Regions from separate parts of the Homo sapiens genome. Here all the other regions are linked to region 6. A link is a contact called in ENCODE Hi-C or POLR2A ChIA-PET data. All regions are on one chromosome and are shown on one strand. The core of a region is the stretch at or near the end of the contact, and the rest is flanking DNA. Distances in the headings are between cores, read along the strand shown.

Region 1 (2,700 bases), core at 113-2,612, 3.2 Mb after region 6:
TTGATTTTTTAAAGATGTAACTGAAGGCCTTAAAGTTATCCTTTTTACATAAAAGCTTGTTTCAAAGTATAGAGAAATATGCCAAATTTAAAACTTTTGGTAAGGACCAGTTATGCTGATCCACTCATGTTCATTTCCCATCTACTCAGCTGAGCACTAAAAAAAATTCTCACTATCCTCTTCCAGAAATCACCTCTTAAAACATAATTTCCCCGAGATGATTATAATTTATTTAATGTAAGTTCTAAGTAGACAGATTCATATAATTATATTCATAAATCATCTTTGAACATAAGGATTAATTCAAAGCCTGGTGCATAAGTGCTCAATGAATAAGTGCTAACTAGATGAAATAATATTATACTCTGGTTAATGAATTGACATACTACATTTTACTAGGAGTATTTGCATGTGTAACATGCCTTTTGGTTGCGCACAATTAAATGCAAGTTAATCTGATTATAAAAGTTTAAAAACTGGATACAAAAATCTCCATACAAAAGATCTCTGCCGTGACATTAATTACCACTCCAAGCACCATGCATCATCTGACAGCTACGTGGCAATGGTGTGAACCACACACAAAGCCAAAAAAATAAAAGGATCTAATTCAAAGACTATATATACATATAAGAGGTTCTCTGATTTTTAGCCCAAATTCTAGTTTCCTTTGTGCAATAATGATTATGGTTCTTTCACTGAGTGGGTGCAGCAAGAAAGCAGAACTAGAAATTAGGCTTATGAGGGCGTCTACACTTTTACAAAGAACATGCCTCGCATTGTTAGGTTCCCTAAACTCAAAGGAGAGTCAGTCTAAGCATTTTAGGAGTCACAATCTACAAATTCCTAGAAGTAACTAATAATAATGCATTAAATGCACATTTTAATTTTTTCTAGTGTTGGCCTTTAATGCAGGGGAGGCAGGTAAGGAGCAGGAGCTCTTTAAACTGCACAGTGTAAAACGCCAGCGAGGGCCCGGGGTGCCCAGAATGCCGCAGGGCCGCGGCAGAGCTCTCCTCACAGCCTTCACCAGAAGTCTACAAAGCGCCTAGAACTGGGGTGTTGAGAAAGGGGGAGGAGCATTTTTGAACCGGGCGCCAAAGACGCACTGCACAGGCACGGTAACTGACGGAACCCGAGGCGTTCGAAAGAACGCATCCTACTCCCGCCTTTCGGACACTGACCTGGGAGCCACCGTGGCGCCCGCTGAGGTATCCGTGCAAGCAGCACGCTGAGGCCACGGTGGGGACCGAAGGGGACGGCTGCCCAGCCCCAGCTCCGACAAGGTACCCAGGCCGCCACAGCTGCCAAGCGCGCAACCGCCATCTTCGTAGTTGTCCCCGCACCCTGCAGTGTCCCACTGAGGGACACGCTACGCAACGGAACCGAGGCTGCGCATGCGCTTCAGGCTGGAAGGCGGAACTTGCTAAAGAGCTCCCCGCAAGATTTTCAGCTTGCGAAGAGCGCACATGCGCAGAGCGTCGTGGCTCTTTCGTTTAGACTGTTGGTTCTACTAGTAGCGGGGTTTGGCTTGGGGCCTTTAAGATGTTTTGAGTGGCGTCGGGAGGCTGCCCTATCAGCGGGCTGATAGATACTACAGAGCTGGAAGCTCAGAAAGGAACCCTATCCAACGGTCCTAGATGGGAAACGTCTCCTGTCGAGGACACCAGGCTTGCTGCATCACCTGCAATCCCGCCGACCGCGTGACAGTTTTAACCTGTACTGGAAATGCTCCCAAGATCTGACATTAATCTCGCCTGTATAACCTGGAATGGTATCGGACATTCCCCGCTCTAGATCTATATGCCTGATTAACGAAATACTGAATTATCTTGGCCCCCTCCTCGTGCTATATGCGAAAATAAATTTCAGTAAAAAAAGATTTCAACGGAAGAATACAACTGAGAGGATTAAATAAATTTTAGGAGAATATTATATAATCCGGGGACAGAAGGGACTTTCTTAACCAAGATTTCAAAACCCCAACATCATAAATAAAAAATATATTTGTATACGAATTTAAACTTTTTGAATGGCAAAAGACACCTCAAGTTAAGAGCTTAGAAAAATGGATTTTGTAGCATAGATACATTAATACTTCTACTCAGCCTGCTCCTATAAATAAGAAATATAATTCAAATAAAATTGGCCAACAGCTATAAATAGGCAGCCCATATAAGGAAACATGATGCTCAAACTCACTAAATGAAAAACTGGAATTAAAAAAATAATGCCTTTTTCCCCCCATTCAGTTGGCAAAAAAGAAAAATAATTGGCAAGGATGCTAGACACTAGCACTTATGTATGATTGCTAGGAAGGTGAATTACTAAAATTTGTTGTGAAGTAATATGGCCACATCTATTACAATTTTAAAATATGCATCCATTCCAGTGCCTTTTAACGCAGTGGCACCAATTTGTGATTATCCTATAGAAAAACAACACTAGTTCTTAAGACTGCATATTATCTACTACACCGTTTTTAGAGGCAAAGAGAAGGAAAAAAATGGGAATGGCTAACAATAGAAAAATAGTTGAATAAATTGTAGTACAAGGGTTTCCGGACTCCAGCTCTAAATACCTTTCAAACTAATTCCTGGGGGCCTCAAGCATCAACCATGGAGTTTTACGTAGTAGTTTCCTATTTAAAAGTTATGGTGGCTTGTGTAATACTTTGAGTATATATAAGATAGTAAAGTA
Region 2 (2,864 bases), core at 1-2,500, 3.0 Mb after region 6:
TACCTCATCCTAAGAAGACACGAACATGTGTAAAGGAAGGCAAATCTTCTTATTCAAATCCCACCAGTGCTTCAGGATTCGGCTTCAGTCCTACTTCCTACAAAAAAACGTCCTCTGATTATACTGACCACTCTTTTCTCTGACCACCCGCAACCCTACTGTTTCTGTTTGTTTGTTTGTTTGTTTGTTTGTTATGGAGTTTCACTCTTGTCACCCAGGCTGGAGTGCAATGGCGTGATCTCAGCTCACTGCAACCTCTGCCTCCTAGGTTCAAGCGATTCTCTTGCCTCAGCCTCCTGAGTAGCTGGGATTACAGGCGCCTGCCACCACGCCTGGCTAATTTTTAGTAGAGATGGGGTTTCACCATGTTTGTCAGGCTGGTCTCGAGCTCCTAACCTCAGGTGATCTGCCTGCCTCGGCCTCCCAAAGTGCTGGGATTACAGGCTTGAGCCACCGCGCCCAGACTGCCTTTGTTTTTGACCCCTGGGTATTTTTTTCTGCTGTTTCCTGTTTCATCTGTACTGATCCTGACTCCTTAATAAGACTAACAGCTTCTTTTCTTATTGTTGTCTTCTCCACTAGTATCCCCATAGCCTTCCATAAAACACATCATTTTTTCAAATCTGTAGAACTAAATTAAATTGAAAGGCAAAAAAGAATCAGACACATGGCTGGAATTTTTGTTGGCAGAGGAACAGGAGCAGGTTCTGCTGATATGGCTGTTGCCATTCTATCCATATCTAAGTGACATCCAGAGAAGAGCAGTTTTCTTCTCAAATCCTTCAATTATTAAAACCTCACTATGTACCAGGCATTATGCTCATCATGATGTTGTGTGATGACCAGTAGATTTATCTCCTATAGCAGAACAGTGCATTTGTAAGGGCCGTTTTTTTTCAAACACCACCAAATATGTTAGTCACAAAGGTTAGTTTTTTCCCATACCATTTGGGCAGAAAAGTCAAATCTATGGAAAGTCCTCTCTATGACTTGCAAATGGTCAAAACCCAAGACAAGGTACTTGCATCTTGGTGCTTTCTGAACAAGAAGGGAAGAACAAAACCAAATCCTGCCTCCAGACATGAACAGGCTGTTCCTTCAAGTCCAAGCCCTTTCAGATACCAAGTCCTGCCAGAGAGGGCCTCAGAGAAAGAGGAGGGGATGGCCTCTGCCTGCTCTTGCTGGAACAGAGGGGAGAACCCAGGCCGCCCCAGCCAAACTTGGCTTGATCTTATTCACCCAGAAGAGGAAGCTGCCCTAAGGGAAATGAAAAAAATTATGCTCAACACCATTTACTGCAAAAAACAAACAAACAAAAACCCAGCCCAAAGCTCAGCCAATGGGAATGCAACAACACAGATGCAAAAATAATGTATTGTAAATGTTTTTAAATCATTCTCCATTAAAATTTTTCATTATTTTCTACAAAATACAAATACACTAAGGTTCACATTTAACATGCAGAAAATAAAGAGGAAGAAGAGAAATCCACTAGTTTCACTAGTTTAAGGAACAATCACTAAAATGAGACAATGATCTATAGTACATGTATCTTCTAGTTAAATAGGAAAGCAAATTCACATTATCCAGAGTCCTGGGTCATAAAGAACTCAAGTCAAATCTAGTCTGAGGCAGACACTCTGGCTCGTGCCCGCACACAGCTGCCCTTCACACTGACTTTAACCCAGGGCTCATTTAACTGAGAGGCGAGATCTCTCACAATACAGCACAAAACTCTTTCTCCTGGTAAATTTCTTTTCCCAACAAAACAATCAGTTCCCTCACAACAGGCAATTCTGTATCTGTAGACAACCAATACAGTTGCTAATATTCCTCCTACCCCCCAAATAGCTGGCAAAAGCTTCCAAGAGTTTATTTTCAAAGAAGAGTGGTTCTTCTTGTATCACAACCATCTGTAACAGGATACACAATCATTGCCTGAAGACACTGAGTCCCACAGGAAGGTTTGTAGCACTAGGCAACAAAAAGCCAATGCGTAATATCCAGAGCAGATATTAAACAGCCTTAATGATTCTCTAATGGAAGTTTATAAAAATATAAATGGAGTGACTATCCAAAGTGATAGTAGTGTGCTCAAAACTCACAGAGACCCATATTTCCAAAAAGGTGTTCAGGAATCACAGGAACAACGAGGAGCTGCAAAATAATGAAGAAACACATAGCTCCCGTCTGTAACTAGCTATATACATAGATTTCAAAGTAACCTTGGTGGTGTTCCTAAGGCTGGCTGGCTAAGATACTCAGGTACAGGTCATGGAAGTAGACACAGAACCACACTGCTGAGGTCTTCTAAAGTGCCTTCCTTTTCTTCACAGCCTGGCTTAGAGGTAGATCAAATCGAATGGTGGGGGGGAGGAGGATGACTTCAGTGAATAATTGGCTTAGTCTTCGTAACCTGGCTGCCTGCCTCTCCGTGCTCTACCAGCTCATGCTTACGCGATCCCACCTAAAAGAAGACAGTGCACCTCTGCACTAAAGAAAAAGTAGCCCAGGTGGGTGGAGTGCTTCAAGAATAGCAGTGCCATGATCACGCCACCGCACTCCAGCTAAGCGACAGAACGAGACCCTGTCTCAAAAAACAAAACGAAACAAAACAAAAACAAACAGAATACCAGTGACCTCCAACAGTGGGACATACCCGCTGACCCTATCGCCCCCACCCTAGCTGGCTTCCTGCCTTTGTCAAGACTGGACCCAGCTGAAGCAGTGCTCGGGAGCTGTTTTACTGGGCTTAGAGCCAGACTGTAGAATCGGGAGAGAAAGGAGTCTCCACCCCTCTGGTGTTGCTGGTGCTTCTGTATTAATCCACAGAATCTTTTCTGCAAAACAGAGTGAATTCCCTT
Region 3 (2,807 bases), core at 93-2,592, 4.1 Mb after region 6:
CGCAGTGTTCTGATACTCCTCCTCCCACCAAAGACTGGTGTCCTTATTTTCCCAAATCGCTGCCTCCCATTAATTACCACTTAAGTCCATTTCTCTTGCATGAGGCAGACTTTTTTTTTTTTTTTTTTTTTAGCACAGTCCTTAATAAGCAGGCTTCTAGTCTGGCATACCTGGGAAGAAAACTCAGAGACTAACTCCCAAATATGACAGGAAAACAGTAACATAACACGAGGGTCAAGAGATGGGAAACAGGCGCGTGACTGTTTTGGTTAGAACAGCCGGGGCACACAGTCCATGAAATCAGGTATTTAACACGTAAATCTTGTTCCTGCGGTTTGGTAAAATAAGCACGGGCAGTGTGAGAGACGTCCCACAAGCTGGAGGGCAGGGACGAGGGTCAATCTAGAGAGCTCCAGAAGCTGTCAGGGCAGAGCCGGGGGAGTGGGCACAAGACAGAAGAAAACTAGCTGTAGGGGATTCTGCGGCTGGGTGGGCTAAAATGGTGCCTTCTCCAGGGTGGAAGGCCATGAGAAGTGGACCCGGAGGCTTCATTCCATCGGGCTCCGGTCCCTAGGGTTTCTGGGCTCACAGCTCAAGTTTCACCGGGAAAAAAAGCGGCAAACGTGCATCCCGGCACCTTAACCTACGAGGGTTCCCAGAGAATGAGCGAGGAAGTAACGGTCCCCGGAGCAAACCCGGAGTTCGGCGCACGAAGCACCATCGCCAACCCTCGGCCATCCGCACGGCGACCCGCGCGGCCGCGGGGGAGGGCAGCGGGCCGCCGGCTCAGCATTCGCTGGCCTGGCCCTTCCAGGGCCTCGCCCCGGGCGCGGCGAAAAGTTTCCAGCCAAAGTCCTCGGCACTCGCTCGCACAACCAACCGCCTCGCTGCTCCAGAGAACGGCTGGCAGAGCCGGCCGCGGCGCCCGCACCCTCAGTGGCGGCTCCCTCAGCCCACGCCGGCCGCCGAGGTTCACCTACCACAGAGCCTGGAGAAGAGCAGCAGCGGGAAGAGCAGCAGCAGCAGCGGAGGTGGCGTCGGGGGCTGCAGCAGGAGCCCGGCTCCGAGGAGAGAAGCGGAGGAAAGTTGTGCTTTGCCGCCTCCAGGACACAGCGGGGACGGCCGCAGGGTCCGCGCCATCCCCCACCCTCCCCCCGGCCCGCTCGCCCGCCCGCCCCCCGGCTCCCCCGGCCCCGGCGCCTCAGGCTCTGGGCGGAGGCTGTGGAAGGTCCGGCGCGCGCGTCCCCAGCTCCCAGCTCTAGCGCCGTCGCTGCCGGCTGACACTTGGCCGAACGCTGGCGGCTGCCTCGACACCGCCGTCGCCGACGCCACTGCCGAGGCTGAAGCGGGAGCCGCCCGCCGCCGCCGCCACTCCCCTCCCCTCGGCACCCGCCCGCGTCGAACTCCTGGGAACTCGGAACGCACCACCCCGCCCCACGCAAGAGGGGGAAAAGAAACCGACTCTCAGAGCGGGCGCCCGACTCGCCCGCCCTCCCCGCGCAACTCCACCTCCCGTCTGATCCCCGGGCGCAAGCCCTGTCTCCTCCCACCCCGCCCTCCTACACATGCTCCTCCCCTTTCAAAAAAAAATATTCTTTTCATCCACTTTGATAACGGGGTTTCTCCCACAGCAGAGATTTAAAAGGGACAGGAAAATCTGGAATAGGTTAGTCGGCCCCGCCCCTCGTTCCTGCCTGGTTTCCCCCCTTCCCTGCCTTTCCAATGGTCTCGCCCACTCCACCCCTCGCGGGTCCACGGGGGCCCCGGCGCCGACTGAGGCGAGGGCTGCGGGACAATCACGCTCGGCCTTCTCCTCTCCCGGGCGGCGCTCTCCCTGTGGCGGGGACCTGGGACGAGGGGGTGGGGTGGGGAGGGGAAGGCAGGAGGGGGCTGCCCTTCCGTTGCCCATGCTAAAGGTTCCTGTGTAGGAAGCTGGACGCAGCCTGCTGGACTAGTAATCTTCCTCCTCGCTGGGGCGCGGGGCACTGAAGGGAGGGAGAGACTTTCTCCTCCTTCCTGTTCCCCGGGACAGCTGTGCTCTCCGAATCCTTCCCTTCTTCCCAGCCCACTTATTCCCCGCTCGCCAAGGCACGTTTGCACAGGCATTTTTCCTGCTCTTTTTTCTGGGAGGGCAGCTTGGTAGAATGGTCGGCGGAGCTGGGCGAGGAGAGGGGTCTTCAGAAGGTTTGCTTTCTTGCTCTTGCTTCTCACTGGCCGCTGGGCTGTCCACTTTCCGCGCCGGGCGACTGGCAACAGGAGGCCATGGATTTCCCCCAACGAGTGCGTTGGTGTTTTTCTTTGGTTTTGTTTCCTTTGCATGTTCGTATGTGTAGTTTTATTTTCTTGCCTGTTTTCGTTTGATGGCAGAGAGGCGACCTCGGGAAGTATTAAACATTTGCCCGTATAAGAAGAGCGTCTGTGGTCCACCATGACCCTCGCTCATCCCAGGTGGCTCTCCGCCCTGCCCTCTCCATCCTCCCGCCTCGCACAGTACCGGCAGCTTGACCTTGGAGCCACTGCCACATTGGTTCCGCGGGGGGAGTAGGAGGGTGGACAATTTGGACTGTCCAGCGTAGGGGGTGAATTGAAGGCAGAGGACACCAGTCCTCAGGCCTGACACTATTAATTTTATGTAGGTCCTGTCATCTCCACGAGATAGCCATAAATGTGTTCCAGTAACAGGAAAGCTGAACAAGGATCAGCCGCCCAGAAGTTAGCCTGTCGCAGCTAAACTAATGCATGCTTGCGGCCAAGACCACGCTGTCCTCGGCTTTCAGTCAATAGGGTCTTCCCACCTTCCGCCCGCT
Region 4 (2,700 bases), core at 10-2,509, 4.1 Mb before region 6:
TGTTAATCTGAAAGCCAAGAGGAGGGAAAAGGTCTTGCAGGGCGGGGAGGGGGTTGTGGAAAGGGGGTGGAGGTACTATATATTTGGCATCAGCTCAGAAATTCAGAAATGTTTGTGCAACCACTCCCCCAGCCAGGATCCTCCCCCACCCCCCACCCGCAACTGCCTTCTAACACATTAATAAAAAAAGATGTGAGCAGACGAAATTGGAGAGCCCAGGAGGGACAGCTAAGGCGGTCATGATTTTGTACCCAGGCAAGACCACTGATCACCATCCCACATGTCCACCCCTCCTCCCTCCCTTCCAACGTGCCAAGTTTAGGATTGGGACCTCTGCAGCTTCCACCCCCATCCCCTGAGGTGGCCCGGTAAACTTGCGGCAGTACCACCCATTAACAGCTTGTGTGAGGCAAACGGAAGGACTGACACAGCAGCCTCTGCGCGTCGGGACAGCAGCGCTGTGCACCTTAAGAATCGTTTATGTTCTTTAAAAAAAAAAAAGAAAAAAAAGTGCAATGAGCGCACAGGCCTGGAATACATTAACTTGTGAACCGACTCTATCACAACTCGAGAGAGTCCGTCTCTCCCTCAAACAAAAAGAAGGTGGGGGCGGGGGAGAAAGGCCAAGGCACATTACCATCCTGTCCCGAGCTTTCCAGATACTCCGTCAGGTCACAGCCAAACGCGCTGGCGGCTCCCTTTCGTTTCAGCTTCTGCTTAGCACCCTTGTTCTTCATGAGTTAGTCCCAAAGAGGCTGCCCCTCCGTCTCTGCCGCCCCTCTGCTTGGCACCGCTGTAAGATGGGCTCCCGGGCTAGATCACCGGCTGCCCCGCGGCTCTGGGGGGCCGCATCGGAAGATGGAAGAACTTGGGCTGGGGGCCCTGCGCATGGACCCCGCGGGCCGCGGGCCGGCAGAGCCTGAGATCCACCCCGCGCCGCTCCGGGGCCGCCGTGCCGAGGCCGTGCAGACTGGCAGCCGCGGGCCGGCTCGCCTGGGAGTGTCACTTCCTCACTTGGAGTCCTAGGGACTTTCACAGGCTCCTGCGGTGTCTTCGGGTGTTTCTCCTCAGCTTAAGAGGGAGGGCAAGCTCTCCCCACCCCTTACTAAGTGCCCCGGAGACGACGCGGACGCGGGGCGAGGAGACTGCCCAGGGGGCTGCGGTGGGTCCTGCGCCCTGGGCCCGCTGTCTCGCCTTCAGACGACTTTGGTAGAGCGAAAAACAAGCATCCTGTCGCTGCTGCCCGCCCTCACGCCTTCCTTTTTTTCCTGTCTTACAAATCCTAGGATCATCCAGCTCAGGAAATGCTGGAAGGAAGTTAGCTAGGGAGGGGGGCGGTGGGTGGAAATTTTTGGCAGCTCGGTGCTTGTGAGTGTGTGGAGCTAGAGGAAGTAGGTGGGTGGGTTGAGGAGCACGGGGTTGGGGTAGAGAACGCGTTCTCCCGAGAGCAGTTCTGCGACTCCAGAGATAACTGGGCAGCCCCGGAGGAAATCGCGCTCTTCTCGCAGGACCCGCAGCCGCAGCCGCCGCTTCCTGCCCCGCCGAGCCGGCTCTTTGAAGTGGCGGGAGGAGGTGCGCTGGCATTCTGCGGGGACCGTGCTGGTTGGGACTTTCAGAACCCTCTGCCCTGGTTTTATCCTCATTGTCATCGTATCTTTGACACTTTCTATTTCGGTGCCCGCCTGTCTGCTACGCAAATACTTAAAGAGTAATGACAGAGACAAACAGGGGACTCCAGCGGAGAAACCTGACAGGCAGTGGCTTCACGCCGGCCACTCCCATCCCAACCTCCTCTGCAGCGTTCGTGCACCCCCACCTCAGCTCACTCCCCTCCCACTCTGGGGTAAAGATACCCCTGGGCAAAGAGAGGCTGCAGCTTTGTAACCACTGCCCAGGAAATCAGATTTCTGGTTACATATTCAAGACACACACACACACTACTGCAAAGTTTTCTAAATGGAAGTGATTTGGGGGGGACAAACCAGGATTTAAGATGCCTCTGACACATGAAATGTGAAGAAAGCAGTCTCCCAGGTTCTTTCATAATTTGTTTCAAGTTGTTTCAAGAGGGCATGTTTTTTTCTTCTCCAGTTAGATTTTAAATTCTTTAACTTCTGTGTACTCAGCACACAGAAAGCACTCAAATTCTTGTGATTTAACCATTTGAGGATTAGATGAAACTTCCTGTATAAATTCAAATCCATATACAGGCTTGAAGGATAGGGGCATATGTCATACAGCTCAGATTGCTGGCAAAGCTGCATCCGTAGCATTTTAGGTACTGAATCCCTTTACAGTCACTGTCTCTCTATGTAACCTTAACAGTCTATGAACTTTGACCCTTGACATTTTCTCTATGTCAGAGGTCACAACTTGATAGCCACCCTGCCAGATCTGGCCCATAGATGTACTTGGCTGGCAGACACCATGCTTTAACACGTTTTAAAATTAGTAGCTAGCATTAAAAAGTTAAGAGATTTCACATAAAATCTGAATTTCTGGCTTCTCTTGAAAAAATGGAAGATCTAGTTACACCACAAGTGCATTCCCATATGGCAAGGACGGCTGATGCTGAGTTGTGGCAGGCCCCTTGGAGGCACCCTCTTTAGAGAGACGACTCTTGCAGTTTTGCAGACCCCACGGCCTGTCTTCCCCCTTTTGCACCTGCCTGGCCTCTGCTGCCACTTGAGTTTGCAGCCC
Region 5 (3,147 bases), core at 294-2,793, 3.6 Mb after region 6:
GCAGGCAAGAAGCTTGGAAGGTTGAGATAAGCTCACAGCTGCAACTTGTTAGCAATGCTGGGAGGGGCTACTTAAATTTCTTAGCCTACATATAACTTCTAAGTAACCTATACTTAATGTTAACTATTACCTATGTTATGCTTATTATTTTAAACTTTATTATTACTTATTTTATTTTATTTTCCTTCCACATAACTTCCAAACTGTCTCCCAAATTCAGTCTAGTTGATTAGAGTAAGAAATTTCACTTTCAATATACAAGGATTGAAAGGACCTCATCTAACCTTAGGTAGAGGTTCCACTTAGTATCACCTCTAATCGATGGTCTGAAATACTAGACATAAGTAGAGTCTCTTTCCCATCAGCAGTCTGACTGAGTGATACAGGACACTTAAAATGTGTTAAGCATTGAGACTGTGACATGCCTTCAATAGTGTTGGCCTCAGTTTTAGAATTAACATGGAATCCTGTTACAGAAATGATATATATTATTGTGACAAGTACCACTGAAGCTCACAAAAGGAAAAGATAAAAAGATGACAAGCAACTGAGAAGAAACAAGCCTCTTAAAAGTAAAAGTACTTGACAAATGGGAATTATCATACTTCTGTGGATGCAAAAGTTTGGTAGGCAGAGGTTAGTACAGTTTAATGTAACTTCCTGTGAGCTATCCTTTGCCTGAAAATATGGCTCTGATCCTATCTACAGCATTATATTCCAAATCTCTTTTGATTTAGAAATTCTCCTTAATATTTTCATAGCTATGTCTGAAAAGCACAGTTAATTCTTAAGACACTCAGGCTTACTATGATACTCTCATACTGTGGAATACAGAACTAATCTTGCTTCCTTCTCTTTTTAAATAGGCCCATTAGGCTCTCGTTCCCACTGTCATAAGGATTCCACTTTGTCTCCCAGGTTCATACCTACACATGCCTCATTAAAATTCAACGTGTTTTCAACTCCCAAAGACCTTAGTATTTGGATGAGAAATACTTGTTATATCCAAAAGAAAGAGAGTACTTGAGAGAGAAAAAAGTTAAACAAGGATCTCTGAGCGTTGATGGCTTTGTAATTTTTAATTTTTCCGCAGTTGTTTTGGCTACCATTTGGAGAGCATTTCATTTCCAAGAAACACAATTTGCCAATTACTCCAGAGATCCTGTTAGAAAGGAAATGGGTGAAAATGCCTCAGAGCAGTGGCACAAATGACCCATTCCCTTCTTATTTTTAGTGTTCATTAGTAATCATTTCTAGATTCTAGCATCTCTCTTATACCTGCCGCTTAAATACATAACTGAAACCCTTAGTAATGATTTGTCCTTTGGTGATCAATTTCAGCAGCAGTCACAAGGCATTTTAAATGAACAGAGGCCCCATCCGCCCCTAAAGCGGCCCATCCGACAAGAAGGGACAACTGGAAGTCTTACCCTTGACAAAATGTATCTGGATGATGTAATAGACAGCACAGTATTTCCATTTTTTCTCCATTGTCTTCTGAACACCTTACACCAGCATTTCTGTAATGATCACAAAGTCAATTGATGTTTTCAAGCAAACTCCAGCCACCCACTTCGTGCTAAAAAACCCGAACTCTACCACACACGCCTGGGTCTGTTTATCACTTGGCAAGCCCCCAGGAAATGAAACGTAGACAGGAAAGTAATGTGGTTCAGGACTGAGTATAACGTTCGACAGAACAATGTTGAAATTGTTCTCTGAAATTTGTGTATCACCTTATTTAAGAGACTTTTCAGTATCCAAAGAGTCTCTTATTCAGGATCTCTGTGTCAGTCAAGCTGCGTCTAAAATCCAAACAAAGGATATCACGCAGAGCAGTTGGCAATGTGCTTTTTATACATTTTTTTCAAGAGCACAAAGTCATTTAACAAATGTGAGCTTGGTGTTTTTCATAATAGTTTTTCTGTTCAATCTTAAGATATGTTTTCTTTCCAGAATTGCCCTGGGGTGAAAGAACAAAGAATTAACACATTTAATTTTAATAAAATCTGAAAAGTAACAGGGAATAGTGTCAGCTATCAAACCAAATTTTATTGTCTCTCCTCTTGCAGGGAAATGCACATTTCCTGGGAGTGGAGGAGTGAGGGCTACTTTTCTACCCCTCGTCTGGGAAGACGAGGGAAGGTTGGAGGTCAGATAGGGAAGTCTCCCACCAGGTTGGCTGGAGGCCATTTTTGTTCACCACAGAAGAGTTTATCCATGCCTAAGCCAAAGCAAGGCAGTAACAATCAGAATCCAAAGGCAGAGAATTCCCACCTCAGTGAGCTATTAGGCTTATTACATCTGCCTAGTTACTTCTATTTACAGAGAACCGCAAACAGGTTTCAGGAAAGTGACCCCTTGGTAAAAATGTCTGGCTATTCGTAGAACACGATGACTGTTCCCTGCTATGATTCTCTGATTTAATTGTATTAGTTTTTCAGCCTGAGATAAAATAGGCTGTCATCACCCTCCAACATTAAGAAAACAAGCATTAGACTGAGGACTACTGTAAGTTTGATGGACAAAGAATAACTACAAATAAACATGTGTGTCTTCATACAACCGTATGAATGATTAAAATATCCTGTGACCCTAATCTCATTACTAGAATATACGTACCACCTAGCAAGACCAAAGACAAATGAAAAGGCCAGTTGTAATCCTGAGATGGGAATTCTTTTCAGGTGAGGTGGAGATAATTTTCGTCAGGTTGTCATCATGTATACACCAATCTCTCCTATGCAAGGACTCGTGGTGAATATGGACGATGCTAAGACAGAAGGAAATGCTTTTGCCATTCAGGAGATTAAATTTAGATGGGAGAAGAGAGGTTTTCATGTAAATAAACAAGGGCGACTGTCTTCCTGGACGTCCAGATCACCCCCTATACCACCACTGCAAATACTTGCCATGATAATTGCCATACTTATTCAGTATTCCTCAGCTAATGATTTCTTGCAGAATTTAGATGTAGTTACTGCTTGCCTAGTCCAGTGCTCCCCAAACCTTTATTATCACCCCTTCCCAACTTCCCATGAGTTTCAGGTCACTGGGGATATTGGGTCAGGTAGTACTGACAGTGATTTTCCAGGGAAGGCCTGGGAACTCAAAGTCCTTTATAGAAGGTCAGGAAGAGACATAACT
Region 6 (2,892 bases), core at 84-2,583:
CCTGAGTACTGGACCAATATTTGGTAAGAATTTGGCTCTGGGGAGTGCTATGTTGAATGACAAATGGTTGAGGACGAAGATTTTATTGAAGCATTTGAACCACACTTAATTTTCCGTGTTGCTTTATTTGTTCCTTTTACCACCCAGGATATTGAATTCTGTGGGCTCTGGTTGAGTCGTTGGTACTTCAGGCGTTCAGTAATAAGAAACATAATCTGCTTTTTCCGGCAGGATAATAAATCTCATTTATATTAAGGGAGGCTTACTCCAAACTCTTTTACATAGTATTTTTCTAAATCTTCTGCATGAACAAATTCTTCCTTGAGCCCTAGCACTGGGGACCCGGTCTGGCAACCTGCGCCCCATTCCGCGGGAATCAAGCGTGACCCGGTGCGGCCTTGCGCGCTGCCGCCAGCCAGACCCTCCCTCCGGCTTTCCCACCCACCGCCCGGGATCCAGCCTCCATCCCGCTGCCTCAGCTGTCCAAGACAGCGACACCCCCCTCTCCGCTCCCGCGGCTCCCCCGGCGCAGCTCGCCGCGCCAGACAGCGGGTAACCGCCGCCTCCGCTGGGGCATCCCGGCTCCACAGGCCCAGCGCGCTCCAGACACCTGCCTCTCACTGGCCACCGCCGCTGCCCCTCACCCCGCAGCCCTCTCGGCAATTGGCCCCAGGCCGCCGCTCGTCATCCTCAGCCTTCTCCTAGAGTACCGCCTCCGTCGCCGGGTCATTTAAGTTTATCACAAATAAATAAATAAAGGAGGAAATAGAAATGCGTAGAAAGTAAAAGCAGTAGGGGGTGGGGGAGATGGGGCGTGGAGGAAAAGGAGGGAGGAGCGGAGGAGTAAGCAACCTAACCTGATTGCGCCTGTGTCGACCAATCATGGCTCACTCCAGTCCGGTCTGACGGGCTCCCTGAACCAATAGCCTTCCACCTCCCGGATCACTGAACAACGAGATACGATTGACCTTTTCAGAAAGGGTGAAGGTGCGGCGGGGGGAGGGGGTTGTGGGGGTGGGCGAAGTGGAAGGATTGTCCACCAATCGCCTGTTAATACTTCTCTGAGCGAAGTTTCCGCGTCCCAATGGATGTTTGAGATAGCGGATTGGGCCTCTTTTAGCCCAATCGAAGGTGACAGAGATGAGGGAAGAGGAAGAAAGGGGCGGGGACGGGGGGGCGGAGGGGAGAAGGAAGAGTGCATTTTGTTTATGGGCGGCAACCTCACGAGGGGCGTCCCATTCTCATTGGCTCACTGAAGCCAAGATTGGCGTGAGAGCTATCCTATAGCGGGGAGAGATAGAGGGTTCGCGGAGTGAAGCGTCCAATGTGGGCCTTCTGCCGAAGAAGTAGGGGCGGGGGGAAGTTTAGGAGTTGAGGAAAGAAGATTAAAGAGCGCGAGGAGGTAATGCCACAAACTCTAATTTGTTGTGGGACGGGCGGGAGAGAGGGAGGAGTGTGTGCGTGCCGAGGGGGATGAGGCGTCTGCGAGGCGCCTGGAGTGGGGGGCGGCGGGACTGGGAAGGAGGGGAGCGGGGTGGGGTTGGGGGAGCGAGTTACAGAGCGGCGAGCCAGCGGGCCCTGAGCTGGATGAGCGCGCGCGCCCCCGCGCCCCGCCCCGCCCCGCCCCGCCCGCGCCCCCTCCCCCGGCGCCCTTCTTAGCGCCCGGCGGCTGCCTCGCCCGACCCGGCGGGGAGGTGGGAGGGAGGCGCGGGAGGGTCGAAGGGTGGCGGGGCGGGCGGGACGTCCCGCAGCTGGAAACGTGTCTTCTGCCTTCTTCTCTCTACTCCCTGCGCCTGGAGCCGCTGCTTCCAAGAAGAGGAGCTGAGGGGGACTAGCCGGGGCTCAGGAGCTGCTAGAGGCGCCCGCTTGTCTTCTGCCCCCTCCCTCCTCGCCCTCCCCCGCTTGCCGTGGCTCTCGCGGTCTCTGGAGCGTCTTCAGAGAACTGGGGGGCAGGAGGTGTCCTGGCCCCACAGCCGCTGGATGTCTCTCCAGACGCCGGAGCTCCCGGCCCCCGCCTGCTTCGCTTCTACGACTAGAGAGGAGGGGGCTTGGGAAGGGAAGACACACCTTTCCTTCTTTCTCTTCTTTGGGCCACTTCGGAAACATTAAAACATGTTAACACTTTTTGATTCCTGATATAAAAATGGTTGGAAGGTTCTTGAAAGTTTAAAACAAATGCCGTCTCTCGTACACTGTTTAATGTATTCCTGTCTGTGTGGCTTTTGGGTCCTCCCCCCACCCCCCGCCCCCAGCTGTTATCCTTTTTAAGGATGCTGAAGAGGCAGGAGGCAGGGATTTTCTAAAAGTTCTATTGATAAACACACTTGCACAAACATATGCTAGGCACACACACAAACTAAACATTAGCGAAAAACACAATATGGCGTACAGCTACGGTACCTAGCGCGGTAATCCGCTGATCTCTCACTCCGAACTGGGTTGAATGAGGTCAGTAGCAGGATGACAGCTCTCCAATGAAAATCTGAATGAATCAGGAAGTAGTTTGGAAGCTTGCGGGTGTAGTACTGTCCTCAGAATCAGCATTGGCCAAACCTAAGTTGAACATGTTACCTTTCTAGACATGTGAAAATCTTCTCCACTGTTTTTTCTATTAAAAATACCAAAAGGGTGCTAAAGTCAAGTTTCCTCACTGCGTGGCGGTGTATACATTTCAGCTAAAAAAATTATAGAGGCCATTCACCCAATGTTTTCAAGTGAACGCTATTCTGAAGTTACTGTTGTAACTTGTTGCCATTGAAAGTTTTAAAACACAATTACCATTTTATAAATAAATAGCTGTAGACACTAAATTTAAGTGATAACCAGTCATCTTTAAATTTATAATGGTTTGTTTTCATTTCTGTTCATGCTCCCAATCCCAAGTACCCTTTG
Region 7 (2,946 bases), core at 238-2,737, 4.2 Mb before region 6:
CTAGGAGGGTTTGAAGTGAGTTGAGAACCTTTACTGTCCTGAAGATGGGGTAGGGGCTAGACAAGGGTATATTCTAAAAAGAGGAAAGCGCTACTGTAATAATCTTGCCTAGGATTACATACAGATGGGCATAACAGAGTCCCAGGACTTCACCCCTTCGGTGTAGAGCAGGGATGGCAGGGATGGCAAGAGCCCCACTTAGGATACCTGGAAAAAGAAATCTCCGCAGCAAAGGGTCCTTGTGCTGACTTTTCTTTTTCATTTACGAGTGTACCCTCTGTCTCCTTGGGGGCCCACCTTCTTATTCCCAGCAGGAAAGGGGAAGGGGGAGGACAGGAAATGTGGAAACCGCGTTAACAGCCTGATTGTGAACCAGCACTGCGACTGAGATGCGAGGAGGGAAGGACAAAAGTCCCTCCCTCGCTTTTCAAAAAGTAAGCCACAAAAGTTATAGAAACATTTTCTATTAAACATCATCTCCATTTTGCAGAGAACCTAAGGCTCCGAGGACTTGCCCAGGGCCATACAGCCGGTGAGCCCCAGGGCTCAGCCACAGCCCAGGTAACGAGGACAGGGCTTGCTCCAGCCACCATTGGCTGCCTCTTCGGCCTCCCTCTCTCAGGTGAGACAGTATGTCAGGTGAGGCAACTGAAACAATGTCCCTCAGTTCGGATGCATCCTCCCTCTTCGTTTCCTGTCATGAGACAGGTTTCTCCTCTTCCTGGATGTGGTTAAAAAAAAAAGAAGAAGAAAAGAAACAAAAGAAAAAAGGAAAGAAACGCAAAGCAAAGCCAAGCCCAACGTCTTGGCTCTCAGGGTTGCACCTCCTTTCTCTACCCGCGGGGTCTGGGCCGGCGGGGTGTGGCCGCAGCCCTGGGGCGCGAGAAGCCCATCCGGGCCCGAGGTGCTGGGCGGCCTGGAGCGCTGGCTGCCCCCAGGGCCGGCGGCTGTCCCTGGGGTTTCCCCGCTTCTGGGCTTTCCCCGCTTCTGGGCTCGGTGGCCGCGCGGGCGGGCGCCAAGTGACTCAGCCGTCCCCGAGGGCGTTCCGGGAAGCGGCCGGGGGCGCGGGCTTTCCTGTCGCCGCAGCGTGTGAGTCCCCAGCGCCGAAAGGGGATCAGAAACCGCTGGGCGGAGCAGCGGGAGGAAGCTGCGGCGCGCAGAGCAGAGTCAGCGCCACCGTCTTTCGAGCTGGAGCGGAGGGAACGTGGCCTTGACGTTGCTGAAGCTGAAGCGCCGGGCGGGCGCCCGGACCCCGGGGCGGGGCAGAAACGAGTCCGTTCCCTACTGCGGGGCGGGGGCAGGGCTGGAACGGGAGTTCAGGAGGGACAAGGACGTGGAAGGAGCCCAGCAGAGGGCACCCGGGACCCCCGCGGCCGGGCCGAGTTTGAAGGGAGCCCCTCTCCCCCTCCCCCTGGCGGAGCCCCCTGTAGGGTCTGACCTGGTGCCCCGCAACAGGAGCGGGAGGAGGAGCAGGCCCAGAGCGGCCGGGCCCCAGCCTAGAGGGGCGCTCGAGGGGAAGCGAGTGAAGTGAGGGCTCCGCCAGAGCAGCACCCCCTTCCCCGCCGTCCCTCCCGGACTGGCCGGTTCTCGTCAGAGATTCCTTTGTCTTCGACGCTGGTCCCTCCACACCAAGGTGGGAGGCTGAGGTGGGAGGTGGCAGAGCGGTGGGAGTGGGAGCAAGGCCGGAGCGTGGGTGGAGGCGCTGGCCGCGGGCTTGCAAGGATGGCACAAGGGAGACATCCAGGACAAACCATGGGGAACACAGCTGCCACTGAGAGAAGCTGCCCGGAGGAGGAAGGGGCTGCAAAGTTCAACCACCAGGCAAGGCAAGTCCACGAACAAAATCCCGGCTCTAAAAACAGAGCAGCAATTGTCACTGTGGGTTAGACGCTTTGAGTTACCTCTATTTTCATTTATGTCTAAGATAAATTCAAGAGACAAGGAGAAAGTCAGGAGGTTAAAATTCCAGCCTCTGGTCCCAGCTCCCTAAAGCCAGCTCCCTTCTTGTCTTTGCCAAAGTTTGCTTCTATGAATCAGTAATTAACCCCCACTTTTTTTCTTATGTCAGAGTTCCTTCAGTCACAACCAAGAGAGTTCTGACTAATAACACACCTTTTAATCCAGCAATTTTACTTCTGGGAGTTTATTCCAAAGAAATATTACATAACAAAAGAGCCATATGCCTCACAATATTCACTGTGGGCTTGTTCATAAAATTAAAACAATCATAACTATAAATGTCCAGTAATGGAGGCAGGGAATAAACTGGCATATTTATATGATAAACTACTATGGGCCGGGCGTGGTGGCTCACGCCTGTAATCCCAGCACTTTGGGAGGCTGAGGCGGGCAGATCACCCGAGGTCAGAAGTTCAAGACCAGCCTGGCCAACATGGCGAAACCCCGTCTCCACTAAAAATACAAAAACAAGTTAGCTGGGCGTGGTGGTGTGGGCCTATAGTTCCAGCTACTTGGGAGGCTGAAGCAGGAAAATCACTTGAGCCCGAGAGGTAGAGGCTTCAATGAGCTGAGATCGTGACACTGCACTCTGGCCTGGGCAACAGAGCGAGTCTCCGTCTCAAAACAAAACAAAACCTACGGAGCCTTAAAATGTTATATGTAGGGTTTTATAACTTGAATAAAGACTTCGGTTATAAGAAAGCAAGACACAAAATCATATATATATATAATATATATATACACACACACAGTGTAATCACAATATGAAAATGTACATAGAAAAAAAACACTTGAAGGAAATCCACCAAAATGTTACATCTTTGGGTGATAGAATTACATACAAGTATTTTTTTCTTTCTAAAACATTTATGTATTTCCCAATTTATCTACAATGAGGATAAGCATGTATTATTAAAAAGTATGAAAACATTGATTTTAAAATTTTACATATATAGTATATAATTATATATACATAATACATATATA

The links. Hi-C counts contacts between places; a loop is a spot of excess contacts on that map. ChIA-PET counts read pairs that join two places held with the same protein, here RNA polymerase II (POLR2A). Pooled maps may share reads with other maps.
Region 1: a loop to region 6 is called in a map of ascending aorta, with 7 times the contacts of the local background. The contact joins the promoter of ABHD10 here to the promoter of ZBTB20 in region 6. A Hi-C loop is called at or near these places in 2 of 168 maps with a recorded cell type or tissue (ascending aorta and naive thymus-derived CD4-positive, alpha-beta T cell) and 9 of 50 pooled maps.
Region 2: a loop to region 6 is called in a map with no recorded cell type, with 5 times the contacts of the local background. The contact joins the enhancer-like site here to the promoter of ZBTB20 in region 6. A Hi-C loop is called at or near these places in 3 of 37 single-sample maps with no recorded cell type and 5 of 50 pooled maps.
Region 3: a loop to region 6 is called in a map of gastrocnemius medialis, with 20 times the contacts of the local background. The contact joins the promoter of NECTIN3 here to the promoter of ZBTB20 in region 6. A Hi-C loop is called at or near these places in 2 of 168 maps with a recorded cell type or tissue (CD4-positive, alpha-beta memory T cell and gastrocnemius medialis) and 8 of 50 pooled maps.
Region 4: a pooled map shows a loop between it and region 6 (7-fold over the local background). The contact joins the promoter of ARHGAP31 here to the promoter of ZBTB20 in region 6. A Hi-C loop is called at or near these places in 5 of 50 pooled maps. POLR2A ChIA-PET finds 5 or more read pairs at or near these places in 2 of 52 experiments (activated CD4-positive, alpha-beta T cell and naive thymus-derived CD8-positive, alpha-beta T cell).
Region 5: a map of CD8-positive, alpha-beta T cell shows a loop between it and region 6 (10-fold over the local background). The contact joins the promoter of CD96 here to the promoter of ZBTB20 in region 6. A Hi-C loop is called at or near these places in 3 of 168 maps with a recorded cell type or tissue (CD8-positive, alpha-beta T cell and naive thymus-derived CD4-positive, alpha-beta T cell) and 9 of 50 pooled maps. POLR2A ChIA-PET finds 5 or more read pairs at or near these places in 1 of 52 experiments (CD8-positive, alpha-beta T cell).
Region 7: a loop to region 6 is called in a map of naive thymus-derived CD4-positive, alpha-beta T cell, with 12 times the contacts of the local background. The contact joins the promoter of ARHGAP31-AS1 here to the promoter of ZBTB20 in region 6. A Hi-C loop is called at or near these places in 1 of 168 maps with a recorded cell type or tissue (naive thymus-derived CD4-positive, alpha-beta T cell) and 7 of 50 pooled maps. POLR2A ChIA-PET finds 5 or more read pairs at or near these places in 1 of 52 experiments (GM10248).

What each region holds. Positions count from the first base shown.
Region 1 is chr3:111,977,688-111,980,387 of GRCh38, reverse strand. It overlaps ABHD10 (abhydrolase domain containing 10, depalmitoylase), which reads right to left and starts at 1,362. Exons shown (of 5, transcript NM_018394.4): 1 at 1,185-1,362. The coding sequence starts at 1,326. RefSeq lists enhancers at 1,123-1,172, 1,193-1,242, 1,253-1,302, 1,161-1,720.
Region 2 is chr3:112,116,702-112,119,565 of GRCh38, reverse strand. C3orf52 (chromosome 3 open reading frame 52) reads right to left here. Exons shown (of 6, transcript NM_024616.3): 6 at 1,356-2,864. Among named protein-coding and RNA genes, the nearest start is that of MIR567, 5.3 kb to the right of the region's middle. Within about 2 kb of position 1,250, at least 5 of the 41 ENCODE cell types and tissues checked have a DNase peak (open chromatin) inside an H3K27ac peak, as active enhancers do.
Region 3 is chr3:111,070,351-111,073,157 of GRCh38, reverse strand. It overlaps NECTIN3 (nectin cell adhesion molecule 3), which reads right to left and starts at 1,342. Exons shown (of 6, transcript NM_015480.3): 1 at 981-1,342. The coding sequence starts at 1,140. It overlaps LOC151760 (putative uncharacterized protein LOC151760), which reads left to right and starts at 1,392. Exons shown (of 4, transcript XR_007096272.1): 1 at 1,392-1,666. RefSeq lists a silencer at 1,515-1,614.
Region 4 is chr3:119,292,942-119,295,641 of GRCh38, reverse strand. ARHGAP31 (Rho GTPase activating protein 31) reads right to left here and starts at 1,259. Exons shown (of 12, transcript NM_020754.4): 1 at 638-1,259. The coding sequence starts at 737. RefSeq lists a silencer at 827-946 and an enhancer at 1,787-1,836.
Region 5 is chr3:111,540,593-111,543,739 of GRCh38, reverse strand. It overlaps CD96 (CD96 molecule), which reads right to left and starts at 1,543. Exons shown (of 14, transcript NM_005816.5): 1 at 1,431-1,543. The coding sequence starts at 1,491. It overlaps LOC105374039 (a long non-coding RNA gene), which reads right to left. Exons shown (of 3, transcript XR_001740846.1): 3 at 1,737-1,805.
Region 6 is chr3:115,145,729-115,148,620 of GRCh38, reverse strand. ZBTB20 (zinc finger and BTB domain containing 20) reads left to right here and starts at 1,333. Exons shown (of 12, transcript NM_001348800.3): 1 at 1,333-1,402. RefSeq lists silencers at 338-557, 1,118-1,287, 1,598-1,867 and enhancers at 608-817, 2,548-2,657.
Region 7 is chr3:119,321,301-119,324,246 of GRCh38, reverse strand. ARHGAP31-AS1 (ARHGAP31 antisense RNA 1) reads left to right here and starts at 1,487. Exons shown (of 2, transcript NR_046748.1): 1 at 1,487-1,633. The region is part of intron 1 of ARHGAP31 (Rho GTPase activating protein 31); the gene reads right to left. RefSeq lists enhancers at 102-958, 959-1,816 and silencers at 780-1,129, 1,180-1,539.